Linked DNA regions of Homo sapiens: region 2 is linked to region 1. The links are chromatin contacts, found by Hi-C in ENCODE. All regions are on one chromosome and are shown on one strand. The core of a region is the stretch at or near the end of the contact, and the rest is flanking DNA. Distances in the headings are between cores, read along the strand shown. Region 1 holds the start of MKI67 (marker of proliferation Ki-67). Region 2 overlaps ADAM12 (ADAM metallopeptidase domain 12).

Region 1 (3,591 bases), core at 350-2,849:
TGGATGGGTTATATCTAGCTATATTTATATATTTTAAGTTAAGGCTAAGGAATTTAAAAATATTCATTTATTGATTCATTTTAAGATAGTGATGCACCTATTTCATGCTAACACCAATAACTTATTTTTATGGAAAAAAAACAACAAAATGAAAACAGCGCTTTAGTTCACATTTTTGCAAATCTCTGTAATACCTGGTTGAAACGGAGACAGTGGGAGTCTCCTCACTGCTTCTGCATTTGCAGAACCACACCCCACACTCTTGGGAGCATGAGAATGAGAAGGGCAAGTAACACAGAGGGTCATTAGATAAATGGTTTTGACCTTATGGACTCTCTGAAAGGAATAGGAAGTCCTCAGGGGTCCCCTGCATCGAGGCCTCCCTGATCAAGGGAGCCAAGCTCCAAGGGTTGCTGGGGAGCTGGAGGAGGTGAGATGGGGCAGAGAGGCCGTTGTCACCAAAAGCGTGTTTAGGCTCCATTCACTTCACCCCAGGTGGCCTACTGAGCCCACATGGCCACCAGCGCAACTGAAGCAGACCCCGATAGAATCCTGTGTAGAATTATTTTAGGATTCACCCATCTTGGCATGCACAAGCCATTTCAATTGAAGAATGTTTTCTAATAACAAAACATTGTAAACCTAAGTATGTGGCAATAGTAATGATTAAGTAAATTATGGTTTCCCGAAGCCCAGTGCTCTGCAGCCATCAGAGAGTAAAAGCGAGAATGTGTTCAGTGGAGATAGCCTCAGGATATTTAAAAGCAGAGAGCACAAAGTATAGAATCGTGTTGTGTATGTTATGACCTTTTTTTCTGTGCTTTTGAAAAAGAGAATACACGTATAGCAGGAAAAGACACACCAAACTACTTTATATAATTGGTTGTTTTTGTGTTTGGTAAGATGTATGCACTGAAGAGGAAGGTTTCGATTTTTTTTTTTTTTTTTTTTTTTTTTTTGAGACAGGGCTTTGCTCTGTCGCCCAGGCTGGAGTGCAGTGGCGCGATCTCAGCTCACTGCAGCCTCGACCGCCCCGGCTCAAGCGATCCTCCCACCTCAGCTGTCCCAGTAGCTAGAACTACAGGGGCGCCACCACGCCTGGCGAATTTTTTGTAGAGATGGGTTCTCTCCAGGTGGCCCAGGCTGGTTCTGAACTCCCGGGCTCAAGGGATCTTCCTGCTTCAGCTTCCCAAAGTGCGGGGATTACCGGCGTGAGCCACCGCGTCCCGCCTGTTTTTAATTTTTAGCAGTTTTAAATCTTCTGGCAATGAGTAATGTTATAGTGTCCCAGATGTTTGGTCCTTTAAGAAAAGGATAGCAGGACGGGTTATCTCGGTGGGAGCGTGTTCCACCTCTGCCCTCCGCCAGCCGCCCTCGCCGGGGATGCACCCAGGTATTTTCCTCCGGATGCGTGAGTGGCTCGCCCGCGGACACGCCAGCCCCGCCCCGCGAGCCCGGTTTCCCCGCCCCCTCCCCGCCCACGCCCTGCGCTCCCTTCCTATTGGTCCCATGCCGCGCTTTCCCGTTCAATCGCAGCGCTTAGCGCCAGAATTTGAATCTTCGTTTTCGTTTGAATTGGGCGGGCGCGCCGGGCTGGAAGAAGGAAGTGGAGGGCTGACGCTGCGGGCGGGCGGGCGGGCGGGAGGACTCGACTCGGTGGGAGCCGCTAGAGCCGGGCGCCCGGGGACGTAGCCTGTAGGGCCACCGGGTCCCCGTCAGAGGCGGCGGCGGGAGCAGCGGGGACTGCAGGCCGGGGTGCAGCGAACGCGACCCCGCGGGCTGCGGCCCGGTGTGTGCGGAGCGTGGCGGGCGCAGCTTACCGGGCGGAGGTGAGCGCGGCGCCGGCTCCTCCTGCGGCGGACTTTGGGTGCGACTTGACGAGCGGTGGTTCGACAAGTGGCCTTGCGGGCCGGATCGTCCCAGGTGAGCTGCGGCCGGGACTCCTGGGAGCTGTCCGGGGTCGAGGGCTGAGCCGCGGGGACCCCCCGAGCTCTGCGGGGACGGGCAGGGGACAGACGCGCGGCCTGGGCCCGACTCCTCCTGGGCTCTGGCGAGGGCGTCTCGGTGGAAGCTCCCAGGAGGCGCAGGCGCTGGCGACAACACCCCAGCTGCCGGACTTTGGGGCGCCGGGGGCTGCGGTCGGATCGTCCTGGGGTCCCCGCTAGCTAGCTGCGGTGTGCGCTTCTGTGGCCGGGGATAGGTGAATTGGGCACGGGGCCCTTCTTAGCTCCTTTGCTATCAGAGTAACTCGCACCTCTTTTGCAGTGGAAGAGTTGTAAATTTGCTTCTGGCCTTCCCCTACGGATTATACCTGGCCTTCCCCTACGGATTATACTCAACTTACTGTTTAGAAAATGTGGCCCACGAGACGCCTGGTTACTATCAAAAGGAGCGGGGTCGACGGTCCCCACTTTCCCCTGAGCCTCAGCACCTGCTTGTTTGGAAGGTGAGCCCCGCGGGCGCGCGCGGACGTTTTAGCTGAGAAAGAGGAAAATACCTTAGTCACAGAATAAAGTCCAGAAACGCGCTCTAGGATTGGGTCCTGCCGTCACTTTTCCTTGGTGCTTCTCCCATTCGTTACTAAGTTGACATAGTTGTGTTTTTTTGTTTTGTAAGTATAAATTTGATGCTAGTTTGTATGTTTAAGTGGTTTTAAAAATCAAGCCAATTAAAAAAATCGATTTGCTAATGTTGCGGTAAAGAAAGATGTAGATGATCTTCATATGTCACTGGCTGCAGGCAGGCGTCTGAAGACACTGTGCGCCCCCGGGTGCCTCCACAGTGGGCATCCCTGGCCACTGGGGACACAGAGAATGAAGGAAGGAAGCCATACACTTGTCTCTTGGCTCCTTGTGGCAATAGGAAAATGGGACAGAAAGTCTTCCTGCCTGGAATTCGAGAACGTTTCCTCTTATATTGCTGTCCTGTTTGGTGGTGGTAATAACCCTGTCCCTGTATAACAGGTATAGTTGCTGACAGTGCCCCATCAGCCTCTGACATGTGTCCCACTAGAGGCCTGAGAAGGGGGGTCATTTCCCGTGTGGTCATTTCCCAGACCACACGGGATTCAGGCCTCACCCTGTCCTCCCAACCCCATCCCGGCCTCACCCTGTCCTCCCAACCCCATCCCCTACCTTGTTCCTCCCGCCTAAGGCATTCCAAGCCTTTGTTCACCTTGGTACTTCTTACACACTTGGAAGTTTACAATGGGAAAGTTCTCCCCTTCCTCAAGCTTGTGTGATTTCCATCATTCAGGCATCAGGTGAAATGTCACCTCTGAGGAAGCCTTGCATGAAAACTTGTATTTCCAACCCCACAGCTTCAGGGGTGAGTTGTGGGTTTGTCTCCCACTAGGCTGAGCTCCCCAAAGGCAAAGACTGTCTTGTTACTAATCACGTGTGTAGGGCCAGGGATGGTGTCTGGCATAGGGGGTGTGATCAATACCTAGCATTCTGGCAAGGGTCAGTAGAAACATGGGCTGGAGCCATGGATTTGCAATCTCTTGAGAACAGTGGTTCTCACAGGAGGGTCATCTAACCTTCCAGGATTCATTTGAATTTCCATGTCACAATATAGGACAGGGGCATGCGC
Region 2 (3,591 bases), core at 623-3,122, 2.1 Mb after region 1:
CACCCTGGTGCGTGACTGGGAGCCAGGGAACAGCCACTGGGAACCTCTGCAAGAAGGAGGCAGGCGTTGCAGGAAGGACACACGGGGACAGGCTTCAGGAAGTATTAGTGGAAATCCCATGCACCCTGCTAGGATTGCAGGAAACAGGATTCCTTTGCTCAGGAAACGGGGGGCCTGCCTCGGACCCCAGCCTGGCGTGGGACCCGGCAGTCACCAGCCTCTCTGAGCCTTCTGTCTGAAGGAGACAGGGATGCGCCAAGCATCTGTCAGGTCCCGCGGTGCCCCAGGGCTCTGGGTCTGTAGCCCCAAAGCACGGTCCCTCCTCACTGCTGAGGGGGCTTCTCCTCATGGTCAGACAGTTTTCCAGATTGAAAAAGGAAGATGGGGAGATGGAGAAGGAAGTGAGGTGGGTGGGGGAGGCAAGCTGATGAACCCAAATAATCTTCATCACTCTCTTTACAGCCACTAATAGGCAGATGATGCATCTTCACAGCCTCAGGTTTGGTCGCCCCTGTGTGGTGTGTAGTGCCGGCTTTGGGCTTATTCGCACCATGGCGTGTGCTGAGTCTGGCTGTGTCAGTGTTGGGGGGGGGCTCTGACCATGGCCCCCCTTGCTTCTGCTGTGGTGATGCACAGAGCATATGCCCTAACCCCACGTCCCTCCCCTCTGCCCTGAAAGGTGTGCAACAACAGGAAGAACTGCCACTGCGAGGCCCACTGGGCACCTCCCTTCTGTGACAAGTTTGGCTTTGGAGGAAGCACAGACAGCGGCCCCATCCGGCAAGCAGGTCAGTGAAGCCCCTGCATCCCGGTGGGAGGAGGCTGAGCACCTGGGGGCGGGTGGGCTCGCCAGCTGTCAGCATGGGTGCAGGTAGAGCCAACAAGAAACCCAGTGGGGACCCCACATGGGTCTACACAGCCTAGGGTCTCCCGCAGTTTCCAGATGCCCCTCTCATCCCTGCCCGATCTTCTCTGAGGCTCCTTGCTCTCTGCTTTGACTGAGTGGCTGAGTTTGCCAGTTCCTTAGCCTGCGACACTTTTCTTAACTAAGGTCATTTCTATAGTGAACTGCTGAATGGGTATGAATGTCATCACTGTATCAAAGTACTTTGTAAAGGCCGACATCTGTGTGGTAGGGTGACAAGGTGTGAAGTTTAATGCCTTTTAAAAATCTTACTGGAAAGACACCCACCTCTTAGTAAAGGTGACAGTCACGGCAGCAGTGGGAGTCATTGCAACAGCTTTTGCATATGGAATGATGTGTGCAGGTGCTGTGTGGTGCATTTTATGCCCATGATGTCATCCCCTCCTTATACAACTCTGAAGAAGGTGGTATGATTCTTTTCTCACATACCTAGGACCTGAGGCTCAGGGAAGTTAAGTAATTTGCCTAATGTGATCTCGCTAAGATTTACACACACACAGGTCTGCCTGTCCCCCAAGAAGCTCTTAGTAGCAGCTGTGCTTGAACTCGTGGCCATTTCTCCTCGGATGACCTTTAGAAATGGTTTACTGGTGCGGTGCTGTTTTCTCTGAGTTCTTATTGGGCAATTCAGGGGCAAGTCTAAATGATGCCTCTTTTCGAGGGAAAGAAGCAAGGCAGGAAGCTGCAGAGTCCAACAGGGAGCGCGGCCAGGGCCAGGAGCCCGTGGGATCGCAGGAGCATGCGTCTACTGCCTCACTGACACTCATCTGAGCCCTCCCATGACATGGAGACCGTGACCAGTGCTGCTGCAGAGGAGGTCACGCGTCCCCAAGGCCTCCTGTGACTGGCAGCATTGACTCTGTGGCTTTGCCATCGTTTCCATGACAACAGACACAACACAGTTCTCGGGGCTCAGGAGGGGAAGTCCAGCCTACCAGGCACGTCTGCAGAAACAGTGCAAGGAAGGGCAGCGACTTCCTGGTTGAGCTTCTGCTAAAACATGGACATGCTTCAGTGCTGCTCCTGAGAGAGTAGCAGGTTACCACTCTGGCAGGCCCCAGCCCTGCAGCAAGGAGGAAGAGGACTCAAAAGTCTGGCCTTTCACTGAGCCTCCACAGCAGTGGGGGAGAAGCAAGGGTTGGGCCCAGTGTCCCCTTTCCCCAGTGACACCTCAGCCTTGGCAGCCCTGATGACTGGTCTCTGGCTGCAACTTAATGCTCTGATATGGCTTTTAGCATTTATTATATGAAAATAGCAGGGTTTTAGTTTTTAATTTATCAGAGACCCTGCCACCCATTCCATCTCCATCCAAGCAAACTGAATGGCAATGAAACAAACTGGAGAAGAAGGTAGGAGAAAGGGCGGTGAACTCTGGCTCTTTGCTGTGGACATGCGTGACCAGCAGTACTCAGGTTTGAGGGTTTGCAGAAAGCCAGGGAACCCACAGAGTCACCAACCCTTCATTTAACAAGTAAGAATGTTAAAAAGTGAAAACAATGTAAGAGCCTAACTCCATCCCCCGTGGCCATTACTGCATAAAATAGAGTGCATTTGAAATACCGCTGCCTCCACCCTGTTCATACATATATAAAATCAAGGCAGGCCATGAGCAAGCATGGCTCACTGCTCCCTGGCCTGGCCATGGCTCAGGGGCTCATTAAACAAGTACTTGTGTGTCTGCCACACACCAGCCACTCTCCTGGGTCCTGGAGAGACATTAAGCAAGAATGACATGGCATAAGTGAGGGGTACGACTGCAGGGAGAGAGGGCATCATGGGAGGGGAGCAACCCCCACAGAGCGGCAGGGGGTTGTCAGGAAGGCTCCTGGGGACCCTGCATCTGTTGAGGTCTGAAGGGGGCGAGGGAAACATGCATTCTGAAGCCGAGATAGCTGGCTGTGCGAAGATCTAGAGGAGTGTGGACTGGCCTGGGCTCAGATTCTAGAGTGCGGACTGGGCCAACAGGAGGGGACACAGGACACGGTGCTCGTGCTGGTCCTGGGGAAGAGGGAAATGGAGTCAGTCACTGCCCGGGCCTCTGGCTTGAGCAACCCTGGGGAGTTCAGCAGGTTCAGTGTGGGGGCCCTGTAAATGTTCAGTTTCATAGATTGATGTATTGAAGATTTATGGATTCACTTTATGGAACTAGAAATTATAGTTCAAGATTTTTGCTGTTCACTTTTTAAATTAACTTTAATTAACTTTGTTATGAGACACCAGAACTCTAGCTAGAGCCCCCTGTGATCACTACTAAGGGTCTGAAAAGAGTGACATTTTGCCCAGGAAACCAGAAGCAATGCTTTTCCAGTAACACCAACAAGTAAGTCAAGACTGTCATCTGTTGGCTGTCTTGCTTAGGCTAAGACACATCCCTGATAGGCCTTGTTAGTGGGGGATGGGGTCCAGAAACCAAGAAGGTGTGAAAGACATTCTTTCCCTGGAGTAGGAGCTGCTGCTGCAGTGATCCACAGCCAGCTGAGGGTCCAGGTGGGAGGCAGGGCCGAGGAGAGCCCAGGTAACTGCATCACGGCGATCACCAGCAGCCGGAAAGGACTGTTGCACACTTACCTGATGTGAAGTACACCCTGATCCTTGCTGATGGGAAGACAAATGAATCAAGATCCCTGTCCTCTAAAAATTCACTGTCCAGTTGAAATCACAGGTAG

Evidence for each region. A loop is a pair of places that touch in the nucleus more often than their neighbours do. Pooled maps may share reads with other maps.
Region 2: a loop to region 1 is called in a map of B cell, with 11 times the contacts of the local background. The contact joins the enhancer-like site here to the promoter of MKI67 in region 1. A Hi-C loop is called at or near these places in 1 of 168 maps with a recorded cell type or tissue (B cell), 1 of 37 single-sample maps with no recorded cell type and 3 of 50 pooled maps.

Annotation. Positions count from the first base shown.
Region 1 is chr10:128,124,431-128,128,021 of GRCh38, reverse strand. It overlaps MKI67 (marker of proliferation Ki-67), which reads left to right and starts at 1,599. Exons shown (of 15, transcript NM_002417.5): 1 at 1,599-1,923; 2 at 2,266-2,446. The coding sequence starts at 2,355. RefSeq lists an enhancer at 1,110-1,339 and a silencer at 1,450-1,819.
Region 2 is chr10:126,040,237-126,043,827 of GRCh38, reverse strand. ADAM12 (ADAM metallopeptidase domain 12) reads left to right here. Exons shown (of 23, transcript NM_001288973.2): 18 at 680-788. Among named protein-coding and RNA genes, the nearest start is that of FANK1-AS1, 69 kb to the right of the region's middle. RefSeq lists an enhancer at 257-914. Within about 2 kb of position 1,872, at least 19 of the 41 ENCODE cell types and tissues checked have a DNase peak (open chromatin) inside an H3K27ac peak, as active enhancers do; they include B cell, where a contact is called at or near this core.